Regions from separate parts of the Mus musculus genome. Here region 2 is linked to region 1. The links are chromatin loops, found by intact Hi-C in ENCODE. Cell type or tissue: gastrocnemius. All regions are shown on one strand. Links, peaks and the distances in the headings refer to the core of each region. The heading gives the core; the rest is flanking DNA.

Evidence for each region. Peaks named below come from ENCODE experiments on the same cell type or tissue, not always from the same donor. Only the 100,000 strongest peaks of a DNase experiment are listed, where the experiment ranks them.
Region 2: a loop joins it to region 1, with 2.9 times the contacts of the local background. A loop is called at or near these places in 21 of 42 quality-filtered maps.

The regions. Positions count from the first base shown.
Region 1 is chr5:31,585,383-31,593,198 of GRCm38, reverse strand. No RefSeq gene overlaps it. Among named protein-coding and RNA genes, the nearest start is that of Gm38424, 7.7 kb to the left of the region's middle. In gastrocnemius, for the core only: a CTCF peak has its summit at 4,334 (motif pointing left); a DNase peak (open chromatin) is centred at 3,360.
Region 2 is chr5:32,183,340-32,191,155 of GRCm38, reverse strand. It overlaps Gm36732 (predicted gene, 36732), which reads left to right and starts at 6,122. Exons shown (of 2, transcript NR_168688.1): 1 at 6,122-6,277. It also overlaps the pseudogene Gm9555. In gastrocnemius, for the core only: no CTCF peak of the experiment used is centred there; no DNase peak of the experiment used is centred there.

The DNA of each region.
Region 1 (7,816 bases), core at 3,311-5,810:
CCTTGCAGTGAAGAGCCTACCTCTGTTGCCTGAATGATGGGACTTGGGGCATGTGCCACCATGCCAGCTACAAGCTGTATATGAGTATATATGAGTATTTTACCTGAGCCACATGCATGTGCATTCTATGCATATCTGCAGGCACTGGGACCACTGGAACTGAGGTCATGGATGGTTGTGAGCCATTGTGTGGTCCCCAGGTCTTCTGCAACAGCAGCAAGTACTCACCCCGCTGAGCCATCTCTCCAGGCCCTGTTATCAATATTCTTACTACCCTCTCCTCTGCTCGTTTGGTCGGATTTTTTTTTTGAAACAGAATCTCACATGACCTAGGCTGGCTTCAAATTCACTATGCAGCTGAAGATGACCTTAAACTTCTAATCCTTCCGCTGCACCACATGCCTGGGTAAATATGGTGCTAGGGACAATACCCAGGGCCTTGTGCACACTAGGCAGGTTTTCTACCAAGTGAGCTACATCTCCGATGGTGTTTGTTTATTCATTTGTTTGTTTATAGGAAGGGGTGCAGAGGTGGGGATGTTTTATTTTTGTCTTTCGAGACAGTATCTCATGTAACTTGAGCTAGTCACATACTCCCTAGTGTTGGGATTATAGGTAGTCAGCTAGTTAACATATGCTTGATTCCTAGCTAGCATCAGTGCTAGTTAGGACTAATCTCAGGACCTTAGACGGGTTGGAAAAACAACTTACTGAGCGAGGTACATCCCCAGCCCTCTGTTTCTCTGCTGTCTTCCCTCTAAGCCACGTCTTCATCATAACCAGCCCAACTCGACAGCAGTCCAAAGATGAACATGGACAATAGTCCCCATTCCCACCAAAGGCAAACACTTCCTGATCAGCTACATGGATTTTGACCCAAAAAGGAGTTTGTCACTGAGGGAGGCAAGCACAGTTCTTGTTAGTGGACCTCCAAAAAAACCATTTCATCTGGAGAGAGGTTGCAAAAGCCAAATAGGGCATCAGTTCCCCCTAAACTGGAGTTATAGGTGGTTGTTTATAAAATGTCTGACATAGGTGCTGGGAACTTGGTCCTCTCTAAGAACAGAAAGCCTTCTTAACTTCTAAGCCCCTTCTTAACTTCTAGCCTCTACACATTTTAAAGATCTCAGTGTGTGTGTGTGTGTGTGTGTGTGTGTGTGTGTGTGCGTGTGTGTGTGCAAGTTCCCCTAGAGAGGACATCAGATCCCCTGTAGCTGGAGTTATGGGTAGTCCTGAGCTGCTCAGTACAGGTGATGCACACCTCCAATTCTCTACAAGAGCAGCAAAGGTTCTTAATTGCTGAACTATGTCTTCAGTCCCAAGGAATCCCAGTTCTGGCCCACTGAGGAAGAACTGAGCCAGGAGGATCACAAGTAAGGGCAGCCTGGGCTATATAATGACTCCCTATCTTAAAACAATAATAATGAGCCAGGTGGTGGCAGAGGTAGATGAATCTCTATGGGTTCAAGGCCAGCCTGGTCTACAGAGTGAGTTCCAGGACAGCCAGGACTACACAGAGAAACTCTGCCTCGAAAAAACAAAGAAACAAACAAAACAAACCCCAAAACAAACAAAAACCCAACAATAATGAAATAAAGTTTCCCAGAAGAGAAGGAAATAAATCTCAAATTAAATGCGCCCACTAAGTGTCACACAGAATGGAGGAAAATGCCAAGCAATATCTCAACATTCAGAATGTCCAGGTAGTGGAGCGAGCGAATGGCTTCTAGAAAGAAAAAGCCAAGGCCTGTGGGAAGGAGTAAGAATGCAGGTGGCATCAGAGCTTCCAACAGAAGCACATGGTGCTGAAGAAAGAGGTGGTAGGGACCCAGCATTCTGAGTGAAAAGTACTTTTATCCCAGAATTTTACACTTGGCCAAATAAAGGCTAAGCGTGGGGAAAGGTATTTTCAGATATGTAAGAACTCAAAAGATTTTACCTCCCACGCACCTTTTCTTAGGACTATAGTAAAAGATATGATTCAGTGAAATGGAAGGCTAAGCCAAGACAAGAAACAAGGGCACTCTAAAAGTCTGAGGAGGAATCCGGAGGGTGCTGCTGATTACACGGCGTCCTGTGATGACACCTGAGCCCCAGGTGCAGAGAGGAGCCCATCCAACTTGGATCAGGATGACAGTCGGTCCAGGAGGCCTCCAGTAGTGGGTGTGCATGGGGCGGGGTGGTGATAGATTACCAGATGATACAAGGGGCCATTCAGGAAAAACTGTCCTCGACAGTTAAGGCATACACATGGGAAATATTCGCAACAGCTACTTCTGAGTTAAGCAAAAGAAAAGCCGATAGTTAGCTCAGGAGACAAGGTAGTTGATAGTAGTTGGAGGGGATGTAATTAAAGAGCACCACTGTTCAGTAGTGGCCATGTTATGTGCAGAGTGAAGACAACATAAGCATTGAGTTTGTTTAATTAAATGTGTACTACACTTCTATGGGAATATATGGAAGGGGGAACTAAAACTCCAGGTATCGAATAGGCATCAATAGATGGTATCTATGTCGGTCCCCTGTCTTGTTACTATGGTGGAAGGCCTGCTGAAAGCCAGGTGGAAGGGTTTATTATGGCTCTCAGTTTAAAGTACAGTCTGTCATGGTAGGGAAATCATGGGAGCAGGAGCCTGAGGTGCTGGTCTTGTTACATCAGCTATCAGGAAGCAGAGAGGAATGAATGCAGTGCCCGGGTCCACTTCTGGACCGCAGTCACGGATGGCTCTGTTCACAGTTAATGGAGAGGTTTGTCTTCTAGGTGAGTCTATACCCGGTCAGGCTGAGAGCTGCCATCAGCATCATTCTGACCCTCTGATGACTTTTGGGAATTTTAGAAACAAATCAGTGCGGATGGGTAGCTGCTCAGAACTCTCCCGACATCTGGGGGTGTCGGTCAGAGCAGGGCTGGGTAGCTGAGCACGGAAGACTATGGGAACAGTCGATAGCACGAGCCCTGCCCTCCTAGGCTCCCACCAACAGCTCCAAGCTCAGTTTGTGCTCAGGTGACCCTGAAAAGGGCCCTGGAGTGTGAGTGACAGCTTCATGGGATAGAGCGCTGCATCCTGTGGGGAAGGCAGGGAGAAAGGAAAGGGGGTCTTAGGGGGAGGGGACAGTGCAGGAGGGCAGAGGCACAACAGATGAGGCTAAATTAATTTTGGAAACCATTAAATCTTTGAAAAGAGAGCGTGTTTTCGGCAGGGACAGTGAATCACTGTGATTTGCAGAAACAGGCACGAGGCAATTAGCCATCTGGATGCTGCGGCTTCCAGCCTCCCAGCGGAAACTTCAAGCAAGCGGAAGGCTGGTCATTACACAGCCCAGGCCCAGCACTCCATCATCTACAGATAACTTTCTGCTTCCAGCCGCTAGAAGTCCAAAGGCTTGGGATAAAGGGCAACTTGGCATGAGACGCAGAAAATGTGCAGGAAAGGCTACAAAAGCCGCAGGGAGTCCCACTGCTTCCCTCTTCCTGTGTGTACCCCTCAGACTTCGTTATGAACAAGTGTACAGTTCACTCAACTGAGAAGCACTTAATACTCGCCTACCACTCTCCTCCAGGGTCTCTGATCGTCCGCACGTTGTGTCATTAGTCCTCGTGACATACATTTAAGGTATTCCACCCACGACACATCCTAAGAGTTCTGCACTCACCAATCTTGCTTAAGCAAGAATATTATCTTATTATTTTATGGTTATTTATTTATTCTGAGACAGTCTGACTTTGTAGCCCAGGCTGAGGTGATTCTCTGCTTCAGCTCCTCATGTGCTGGGATTTTAGGTGTGAGCCAGCACACCTCTGATTTGTTTTCATCAATGAGGAAATAAAAACAAAGGAAAGGTGACGTTGAACCAGAGGTGTAGCTCAGTTGGCAGAGTGCTCGCCTAGCATGCAGTGTCCCGGGTTTGAGCTCCAGTGCTGCATCAACAGGGTGTGATAGTGCATACCTGCGATCCTCACACCCTGGAAGTAGAGACAGGAAGGAGGATGAAAAGTCTAACATCATTCTCAGCCACAAAGGCAGCCCAAGCCTGGACTACAGAAACCCTGCCTCAAAAATCAACAAAAGATGAAGTAAAGTTGTTCAAGTTTTGAGGCAATTGTGCAATTCCGTGCCTCCCCTGTATGAGCACCCGTGAACTGTGTGGCTCACAAGGCTGGAGAACCACAGGCTACATGAAGATAAGAGTTTCTATAAACTGTAAAGAGAGGTTGGAGCTTAGGGGCTAAGAGCACTGGCTGCTCTTCTAGAGGACCTGGGTTCGATTTCCAGCACCCACAGGAGGACCAACTACCATCTCTAACTCCAAATCAGGGGATCTGCCGCCCTCTCCTGGCCTCCACGAGCACTGCATGTAGGCAAAACATCCACAGAAATTAAATAAAAGGGCTGGCGAGATGGCTCAGTTGTTAAGAGTGCCGACTGCTCTTCCAAAGGTCCTGAGTTCAAATCCCAGCAACCACATGGTGGCTCACAACCATCCGTAACGAAATCTGATGCCCTCTTCTGGAATATATAACTCCTTTCTTGTATTTTTGAGATTATAATACACCTCTTACTCCCTCCAAAACCTTTCTTACTCTATTTCAAACTCACGGTCTCTTTTTCATTAGTGGTTGCTACATTTGTACGTGTGTGTGTGTGTGTGTGTGTGTGTGTGTGTGTTCCTAAATGCATAAATAGAACCTGCTCATTTTTTATTAAATTAATATTTTAAAATAAACAAACTGTAAAGAGCTGTTTGTAGTAGCTACCTCAGCTCACACTGACCCCTTTGACCTGAAGTTGCTGCTTTTCAATTCATTTCTAGAAGCCATTAGGGTAGCCTGCACATCTAACCAGGTCTTTCATTCAAGGACGTCTGACTGGGCTAGATGAACTGGGAGGTGTGGGCCAAGGAGGCCTGACTATCATCCACCCACTTCTATTATGGCCATATGGAGCAAATCACTTCCAGAGCCAGGAGGGAGCCAGGAAGGGACAGCACCTCTCAGAGAGGCCAGAGGTCAGTGCTCCCTTGTGGAGGACCTCTGTGTCTTATTATTTGCTGTAGGCTCCTAAGCCACAATGCACTGTGGTTTGGTAAAGTGCTTCGCCAGAGCCTCTTAGAGCTGCTTAGCATGGCTCAGGACTCTGCAGTGGCCTAGAAGTCCCCAAAGGAGTTGTCACCCAGTGTATATATCTGTAGTCCACTGAGCTGGACAGGAAGTACCAGATCTCATACACAAGAAAAGCAGAGGAAGAAAACAGCTTGGATAATCAGGGAGTCCAGTTTCGTCTACTTCTCCCTGGCTGTGGCCTCATACAAAGTGGGAAGCCACACTCTCTCCGAGTTTCTTTCCTGAGATGAAGCTTTCAACCCCCCCCCCGCCCCCCAGGGCATTAGAGGGGATCAAGGAGGTCACAGGTATCCCTGAACTGGCAGAAAGTTTAAATAAAGAGGACCAAGAAAAAGCCATAGGGCCCTCAAAGCTTGGCTTCCGATACACGGGAAGCGTGGGCTTGCTGTCACCAGATTTTTTTTTAATTTGTCCAGAAGAATAAGAAATCTGGTTTGTTTGTGTATGTTTTTATTCTTAAGAGATAAGGTCTTCTTGTGTAGCGCAGTCTGGCTTGGGACTTGCCCAAACTACATAACCTTTCTGCCTCATGCCGAGTTCTGGGAACACAGGTGTCTGCCACCACATTTAGCCTAGAAATCTGGATTTTTCTCATGAACTCCCCAATTTTCAAAACCCCATGAGGACAGACAGAAACCTGTCTGTAGGTCTCGGAGTATGGACTCTGAAGTTCCTATGGTCTCAGTCTCTTAGCAGACTCATGCCAGTTCACCTCCTCCTGTCTCAGGTACATCTTCCTGGCTCTCCACCCTCTGTCTCCTTCTTATCACTCAGATTATAAACTGAGTTAGGCTTAGCTCAGCTCTGCAGTCACCAGAAGCCAGCTAGGAACAGGGCTACTACCTAGAAGTCCCACGTAACCACTTCCCAGAGAGAGAGAGACAGAAGGCAGAGGCATAGAGACTTTCTGAAGAAAGGGATGAGAAGCAACGGGACAATTGTCACTGCAGGCAGAAGGCCTGGCCCCTGGGTGGCTGGGTAGTGTCCCCAGGGCATTCCTGCATAAAAATTAAGGGAGAGTGTGGCTGCCTCTTGCAAAGTTGGTGTGGCCTTTTGAAGCACCTATAGCCTAGGAGACCTTCTGGCTGCAGCCTCCTCGAGCAACAACAGTCCAGTTGGTCCTTCAGGAGAAGCTGGCAGAGAAGCTGCCTCGGGCCGTGGGCTGGCCCAGCGGGCTCAGTGGGTCTTGCATCAGGGTCCTTTCCAGAAACTGAAGGCTTCCTGCTCCCCGCCCTGCTGCCTTCCCGGATTTGATGTCACTCCCCAGCCGCAGCCTTTCCCAGGTTTGCTCAGTCTGGGATGATCCTGGGGCCTCTCTGGGCCCAGGGGAAATCCTTTGCCTGCTGGGTCCGTCTGCCTGGGACCTGTCGCCCTCTCAGTCTCTGGGCCTCTTAGCTCAGGTCACTTAAGCTGTCCTGAGGATGTGAAAGCCCATGGGTGGTCGCTCTTTGATTAAGCACTGCTAGTAAATCCTGGGGGGGGGGTGTGAGAAACTGTCTGCAGAGGTGCTCCCCTGGGCCCATGAGAGGACACCTCTGCAGAGAGGGAGTAAGGATTCTTGGTCACCAAGCAGTGGCTTGACCTGAGTGTCCACTCATAAAACCAGAAAAACCAGGACCAGCAAGGGATCTGTCCAACATTACAGGAGGGTGTATGTGGTAACATTTAAACATAATAATAAGTATATCTGAGTAGTAACATTGTATTAACCAGTCTTGACTGTAGAATTCCAGACCAGCCTCAACTAAAATGACAGCTTGTCAAACAAACAAACAAACAAACAAACAAACAAAGCATCCATGTTGAATGTTCCAAAGTTGATCGCTGACCTCTGATTATGGCACGGCATGTCCTTGGTCTCACTCCTGTTTTCTCTGGAGAACTTAGGGATAAAGGGGTGTGTCTGCAACTCATATTCAAAATGGTTCAGCATTGCTAAATGGCTCAGCGGTTAAGAACACTGGCTGCTCTCCCCTAGGACATGGGTTCAGTTTCCAGCAACCACATGGCAGCTCACAACTGTCTGTAACTCCTGCTGTAAGGAATCGTGACACCCTCATGTGTGTGTGTGTGTGTGTGTGTGTGTGTGTGTGTGTGTGTGTGTGTGTGTATTTGACATATCTATATAGTCAAAACATCAATGTATACAAAATGGTTCAGAAACAGAAGTGATAACTCGTACTTCATTACTCCTCAAATGGTTGAGCACACAGTTACAGTGTGAGCTAGCAATTCCACTCCTAGGTCTATGCCCTGCCCCAATGAAAACATAGGTCCATCCACTCAGAAACTGGAGTCAAATGCTCATTCATGGAGAAACAGCACAAACACCCATCAACCGGTAAATGGCTAACTAACCTGTGCAGGTCAGCAATCGCTGCTGATTATGCTAGGTACTGGCACATGTCATGATCTGGCTGAATCACATGAACAGTGTGCTAAATGGAAGGATGATTCGTAGGGATAGCATATGAGTTCCTTTACATGGGAGCTCCAGAGCAGGGAAACCTACAGGATAGATTAGTGGTTGCTTAGGGCTCAGGTGGCTGGGATGGTGAGAATGTTTTAAAAGTAGCAGTGGCAATGGCAGCATGTGTCTACTGAAAGACCATGAACTGTGTACTCTGAGTGAATTATATGGTTCGAGACTCACACCTCAACAAAACTGTTAGATGTCACAGGGTAGGATGGCTC
Region 2 (7,816 bases), core at 2,349-4,848, 600 kb before region 1:
GCGATCCTGGCACTTGGGAGGCTGAGGAGAGAGGATTATTGATTTGAAGTTGGCTTGAGCCACATAGTGAGATCCCCTCTTTCAAAATGAACTGATTGATGGCACTTTGATATCTCAGGCATGGGCTAGGACAGCAAAGAGAACGAGGATTCAACTCTCCAGGGCTCCCCTAGTGTCATGTCATTAGCTCCAGTGCAATCAGAGGGGACAGACTGTCCCCAGCTCACATTCTTCAGTGTCAGGCGGGGTTTACTAGGGATGTCCTACAGGGTGGGAAGAAACCGTGAGTAATCTACTCAGTGTATAAGAGGTAAAATTCTTTCCCCTGTAACCCAGTGAAGACTCCTGATGCTAGAAAAGTTAAACAAACAAACAACTCCATTGGTAGAGTCAGGATCCCTCATCTTTCTTTGTGTAAAACATGATTTTTCAGGGGTTCACTGGGGTGACCTGTCCATGTAAATTTCTGCTGGAATGGCCACTGTTTCTGCCCAATGAGCCTTCAGAACGTGGCATTCTCTGGGTTGAGCTTAGATCAATCATTCTGCTGCTTCGGGGCTATCCAGGTGGATGTGGGCCTTGGAGGCTGCTCCGTGCCAACCCCTGGGTCTCCCATCTCTTGAACTCTCCCACAATGTAGGCACAGACAGCTGTTCTGCCTCCAATCCTTCCCAGTTCCCTTATCTCCACACAGCATAGGAGAATTCTCTCCAGTCCCAGAAGAGTTCCTGTCTGGAGGACAAGAAAGCTACACTTCATCATGCTCTCGTCCAAATTTGTGCCCTAGCTGCCTTAAGAACTGAGGTTCTGAAAATCAAATCCAAGACAACCTTTCTTTGTTGAGCACCAGCCCTGAGCAAATAGCAGAGCAAGCACCAAGTAGATACTGAGGGGAAAGAGTCCCGGGTTCACAAAAACACTATCTGACTGGGAGCTCTGGCTTCCTGATTTAAGGCCTTTGGGAAAGCTGTAGGGGTCACACGACATATGCTCTTGACAGAAGACCAGACACGAGAATGGCGGGAACAGAGTGGAGGCTAGAGGTGGACCCTGGAGCATGCACACCACTGCTCATCAGCACAGGCACCAGTGTGCTTCTGTGAGCAAAGGAAAGTCCTTTTTAATTAAAGGCTGCTAGAGCAACTGGATATTTAAAGCTATTACCTCACCTCATATCCAAACATTGTTTTGAGATGGATGCAAAACTCTAAAGCTTGAAGTCTTCTCAATCTTTGTAGAAATAAAAAAGAAACATTGAAACCAGGGCCTCATGGATGCTGCACAAGTGTTCTACACAGAGTCAGGGCTGCTGACTCCTCATCTCGAGGCAGGATCTCACTGTTACCTAGGTTAGCCTGGACCGCACGCTATCCTTCAGGAAGAACTGGAGCATGCAATTCTCCTGCCTCAGTCTTTGCAGTAGCTAGGATTACAAATGTCTATTACCAGTCCTCAAAGAAGTCAAAAGTTTCTTAAATAGGCCCTGAAGAATCCAAATTAGTAAAAAAGAAATAAAAAATAATAAAGGCTGAGGTTGGGAGGAGGTACGAGAGATGACGCAATAAAATACTTGCCGCACAAGAATGAGGGTTGGAGTCTGGAGTACTCAGGGCAGGCATGGGGACAGAGGCTGGTAATTACTCTGCTGGAGAGGCAGAGGCAAGAGGATCCCCGAGCCACCCTGTCTGGCTAAATCCAAGGGCTTCAGGTTCCTTGAGAGACCTTGTCTCAAAGAATAATATGAAAAGTGATTAAGAAAGAGATCCAATGTTGACCTCTGACCTCCATGCACACACAGAGACATTCACACAGACATGTTCACACACACACACACACACACACACACACACACACACACACAAACACCAGAAAACCCACTGCTAAGTTGGATGCTATGAACATTTCTGCTTATCTCCAGCTTTACTGTTCAAACTAGGCCTTACTCTCTGGTCCAGACTGGCCTCAAATTCATTCTCCTCCTGTCTAAGCTCACTCAGGACCCAGCTCTCCCCATCCCAAGTCATATTTAAGCTGACATACTTTCATTCTTGTACAAGGTATGGGTTTCATAGAAATATTTTCATTAGAGTAAAAGAATGTGTGTGTGTGTGTGTGTGTGTGTGTGTGTGTGTGTGTGTGTGTGTGTGTTTTAAATCAAAAAGTCTTGTTGAGCTTGGTGAGGTGGCACTTCGGAGGCTGAGGCAGGAACATCATGAATTTGAGGCTCACCTGGGCTAAACAGTGAGTCCCAGGCCAGTCTGAACGATATAGAAGGACCCCTTTCTCAAAATAAAAGACACAGATAAGCAGGCAAACCAGTCTGAAAAAGGAACCACAAAACGCATGTCTGTTAAAATTCTCACGTCCAGCATATAGTAATGCTAACTGATTAATAATTCAAAGATCTAAACTAGGAAAGCGCACAAAGGAGAGGCAAATAGCCAGGTATGGCCACACATACCTGCAAAGCAGCACCAGGGAAGGTGAGACAGGAGGATTGTGAATTTGAAGACAGCTTAGGCTATATATAACACTGACATCCTGGTTTAAAAAAAAATATATATATATATAAAATTAAAGGAGAGTCTTTAGAAAAAAAATATATATATATATAAAATTAAAGGAGAGACTTTAAGAAGCATGTCATAAATGAAGATTACAAATTGCAGGTGAGCAAATGAACGTTGTTCAGCATCTCCGTGTTCACCAACAAGGTGTGAAGCAAATGTGGAGTGTCATTGCTAACATGGCTAAACTTAAGTTCAGCGATCCCAAATGTCGGTGAGTACCTACAACAACTATTACCCATATATCCTTGCTGGGGGTATAGAGTGAAGACCAGTTTAGAAAACTAGCAGTTTCTTTCAAAGTTACACATCTACCTACACCATGAGTCACCCGTTCCTCTCTAAAGTATTTCCCCCAAAGAAATCAAAACACATTTTTACCATAAAAACATACCCAAAAGATTCAAAGCAATTGTATTCATAAGAGAAAAAAAAATCAAAACAAAACAGAACATAACTCAAGGGATAGGTAAACAAAGCCGTCGAGACCTCGTCACAAGACAAGAGTATTACTCAGCCATCAAGGTGAACAGACAGCCAAACGGAGGCAACATGCACATCTCAAGTGTTTCTGCTGGACGAGGTCAGCACAAGAGACTGCTTGCTGTGTGAAGCTCTAAAGCAGGCGAGACTAAGCTACCCCGATAGCAATCAGAACACTGGCTGCCTCGGGGTGAGAGCTGGAAACTGTCAAGAGTAGAAAGGAGGTTTTGTTGTGGGAGGAAGCATGCTTTGTCCTGCTTGCAGCAATGGTAACTTGGGGTTTGCATCTGTCAAAACTCATTGGGTTTTACTCTTAAGATTCACCCGAGGTATTATCTGTAGCCTATGCCTTGATAACAGGGAGCGGCCAGAGAGGTCGTTTTCTTGCTAGCGAGCTCCAGTTTTATAACATGGAAGAGTTGTGCTCGCTGGCACAGAGAGGGACTCTACTTAGGACCAGTGAACTCTGTTCTTACAGATGGTCAAACAGTACATTTTATCATAATAAAACACAACAACAACAACAAAGAAATATGCTACCACTCACCCAAGTCATATTCCCAAGGTTCCAAAATATGATATATACTTTTTATTAATTTGTGACAGGCTCTCACTGTTCCAGGCTAGCCTCAAACTCTCTCCTGCATTTGTCTCCTGAGTACTAGGGTTACGTGGGTGAGCCTCTACATCTGATTCACAATTTGATTTCTTAATCCGATACTTATATTGTTTCATAAAATAAGAGAGGGACATGTCATATTAGGTACATTTTACCGTGATATACTAAAGTAAAAATTGCCGTTAAACGGACTCATGGGCGCCCGTGGCTCAGCCCTGTTCTGACTGTTGACATCTGCGTCCTTGATGGCATCATAACTTCCCATATAGCTTGGAGAAAGGCCTTAGCAAATGGCCGTATGGCTTTTGCTCCTTACTGAGTGGAGCAAATTTTCAACTATGTGCTGGCTCTATCTCAGGGATGCTGGTTTCTTGTATCTCCATATTGAGTCTTTTCCATAACTGACCTCTCCTGTTCCAACCCCACTCCCAGACAGTTCAGACAGTGACAGGTACTTGTCAGGGTGACTGTGCTTTCCCCCCCCTCCCCCATAGCTTCCTCTGACCCACCAAAGTCCTTCAGTGAAGGGGCAGCCTTTAAGGACACTCTGAAGCTGCTTGGTCTCATTTGCCTGTGAGTCTTTTTGACAGGGTGTAGGGTATATGCTCATGCTCTTGACCTTAACCTCAGCAGAGGACAAGGTCCATCTGTGGGTCTGGCTGCTGTGGTCAGTGTCTCTTCCACTTTCTGGAATAATCAGGAGGAAGGTCCCAGGGATGAGGAGGTCTTAAATTTCCCAGTGGTTAGATTGGCTTTCAACCTTGAAAACCAATGTCCCTCTGCCCTCAGCCCACAGGACTGCATCCCAACCTAGTGTCACAGTGGCAACATGTTAAACAGGAGGTGTGAAGACAGCATTGGTGGCACCAGAGACATCTGTGCTAAGGTGGATACAACAGAGTCTGGATTTCTACGCAGGACAGCGGAGTTATCAGACTGAGGGATGGCATAGGCCTCTTAAATCTTTTGTTGTGTCTACTTGAATTTATTCTTACTTTAAAAAAAAAAAAACCAAAGAGTGGGGGATTCAGGATGGCCAGGGAAGTAACACTGTGAATAGGAACCAAGACTCCAAGACTTAAGGTACTCCCTGTACCTCAGCCTCAGATCTCTAACAGATTTCCACCTCGTTCTCTTCTCAACAAAACATCTAAAGCAGTGGTAGAGGTAACTAGTCATCATTTAGTCAACACTGGGAATCCAAGGGACTGGGGGGGGGGGGTCCAAAAATAGGAGCTGAGAAAAAAGAGGAAGGGATGAAGGGGAGAGTAGGCTCTGGAGGATGGAGTCAGGCTACAGGGGATGGAAGTGGGCCAGTTTGGGGGTGCCCTTCCCACACTCCCTAGACCCCCCAGAGCACCCCATTGTTTGTTCTGCCATCTACTCCCGTACCCTTGAAGCCTCACAGGACTGGCTCCTAGTCCTCCGGCTCCTCCTGCAGAGCCCCTTGCTGGGCCAGCTTCTCCAGCTGCTCTCTGATGGACTGGCTAACCTCGCCAGCCTGGATGCTCTGCTCCAGCTCCTCCACCTGCTGCAGCTTCTTCCTCAGGTTCTCTGTGGTGGCAGCAGAGTCAGGTGCACCAGAGGCAGCTAGAGGGTAGGCTGGGAGCTTGGAGAGCACTGAGTGTTGGGTTGTGTCTCCCAGAGACACCTTATCAAGAGACCTGCTCTTGGCCTCAGCCTCTTTCTCTGGCTGCTGCTCCCTCTTCTGCTTCAGGATCCATTTGGCTATTAGAAAGGCCTACTTCATCACCTCAAGTCTGGGTGAGGTGACGGGTGTGGTGGCCTCAAGGCTCAACCCTGGGGGAAGTTCTGGTTTCCTCTTGAAAAACTTCACATACTTGCTTTCCTAGACTGGGGCCTCCTCTTGGGACAGCCTTCTCTGACCCTTCACTGCTTCTGCCAGACTCTGGAGAGCCTCTGTGTTGAGATGGTGTACTGGCCTATTTTATGCTCCTTTGGTTCCATCCTCTGGCCTCCATGGTATGCAAGGGTAAAGTCAAGAAAAGTTTGGCAATTTCCACCCCTATCCCTGTAGCCTCAGGAGAGCCAGCGGTTTTCCTCCTTGACATGTCTGCCCCTGGGTTCTGAGGCAAAGTGACTTCTTGCCCTCTGCTCTTAAACTGTTAATAATCTCTGCCCTAGCTTGTTTTTTTAGAGAAAGAAGCAAAGATTGGAAGACTATCTGTGAGACAGTCTGAACCCAGGAGGGTCCCTAGAGGAACATACAAAGAGAAGAAGCTCCCCTCGTTATGTCCAAGTGTACTTTATATCGTGCTGAGATGAGGGAAGGAAGTGGGCTGGACCTACTTCCCTGGAGCCGTGTTGTGAGAGGCCTAAACTCTGTCTCTATCCTGCGCTATGATCTTTCCCCCATGATCTCTGCTCTATGACCTTTGCTCTATGACCTTTCCCTATGACATGACCTCTACTCTGTGGGTTATGCTAAGCCACTATCTGTTAAGCTGTGAGGAGCTCTGGTCAGTCTATAATGAGCCCCTCAGCCCTGACCAGGACCATCCATAGTTCCCCTGGCTCTGGCAACTCATGAACCAAGAATGGGGCAGGGTGGAGGGACACGAGAGCCTGAGAAGAGCTGAGCCAGCAGGTAGGTTGAGCAGTGATGCAGATGGTGGACTATGGGGAAAGAGAAGGCTGTTATCCTTGGCACTACGATGAATTAATGAACTCAGCCAGTTAAGAGACAGACATATAGCCTGGGCTGAGCTATCACGACACCCAGCCTTTACAGTTCCCTAACCCCTGCTGACTAGACCTTCTGTCTCCTGCTTGGCCTAAGAACACCCTGGAGGCAAAAGTAAGGCCTAGCCTTGAACAGCAATGGCTTCTCTGGAAAAGAGGAGAGGTGATATTTAAGCTACACCATCCACAGGTCAGTTTTCAGTGTCTGAAAACTCTCCTAAGGATGATGTCATTTATTCCTTGCAGTACCCCTACCTCATGGGATGGGAATGCTGAGCCGCCCTCACTGAACCTGAACATTTGAAATCCTGGACTGACCTAGAGAACCCACCTGCATTCAGGGTCCCACCCCATCCCAAAGTCGCATGTTTCCAGATCTTAATTGCCTGTTGTTAGACCTCACTAGCAGTCACCCTGGGTAGACAGGACCACATTCTCACAAAGCCCAGGCTCCTTCCCAGGCTCCCCACCCCCCTTGTCCTCTGCTTGGTTTTCCCATGAAGGTCTCTAAGGACCACAAAGCAGTCCTTCTATCCTAAACCCTTGCTGGCCTCCCAGCCTGGAATGCAGGCTCCAGGGACAAATGTGGGCATTTCAGTAAGGCAACAAGTGCCCTGGCCTGACTCCTGCCTGGATAAACTGGCCAGAGAAAGGGCCCATAGAAGGCTCCTCACTCAGTGGTCCATGGACGGTACCGTGAGTTCATATGGTCTTTATTTGGAAGCCACTAGACACTCACATCCTGTTGTCAACAAAATGGGAAGGGAACCCAGGCAGGAAGGTCATGGTTCCATTTCCCAGCAAGAGCATCAGAAGGTAGGGAGTGTCTCCCATCACAGAAGTGAGGAGTGGAGGATGTCGGAAGAGGGAGGCTCCCCTGTCCACCAAGACAGAGAAAGGTCCAAGTTTCTTGCTTTTTACAATAGTGGAAAAAGGGGTGGAGGTGGGGGTGGGTGAGGTGAGGGTGTGTGTGTGGGGGTAAGGGTGTGTGTGGGGAGGGTGGAGATAAAGGTGAGGTGGGGGGGTAGGGGGTAGGGGTGGGGATGGGGGTGGGGGGAGCCTGTTGCATTTCCAGCATTCCGCCTTCTTTGCAATTGGTGGAAACCGGATTGGCATCAGCTTTCTTCGCACAATAGATTTAGATGTTCAAAAGCACCAGCACAATGACTTTTATATATTTAGAAATAGCCCCACCCCCACCTCCAAAGCTGAGCACTTGTTTCTGTAAAAATAAATACAGGGCAAGAATGCCGCATGGCTTTCTAGCACACAGGTGACTGTTGTGCAAGCTGCCTGCCCACCTGCGTGGGTGGGGACCTGCCCACAGCTGTCACCCCTGGCTCTTAACTCCTCTGGGCACACCCAGCTCATTAGGCCATGGCCACACCCAGCTGCCCCATTCCTGGTTAAACCAGAATGCCAGGAGCCTAAGGCGGCCCCTTGA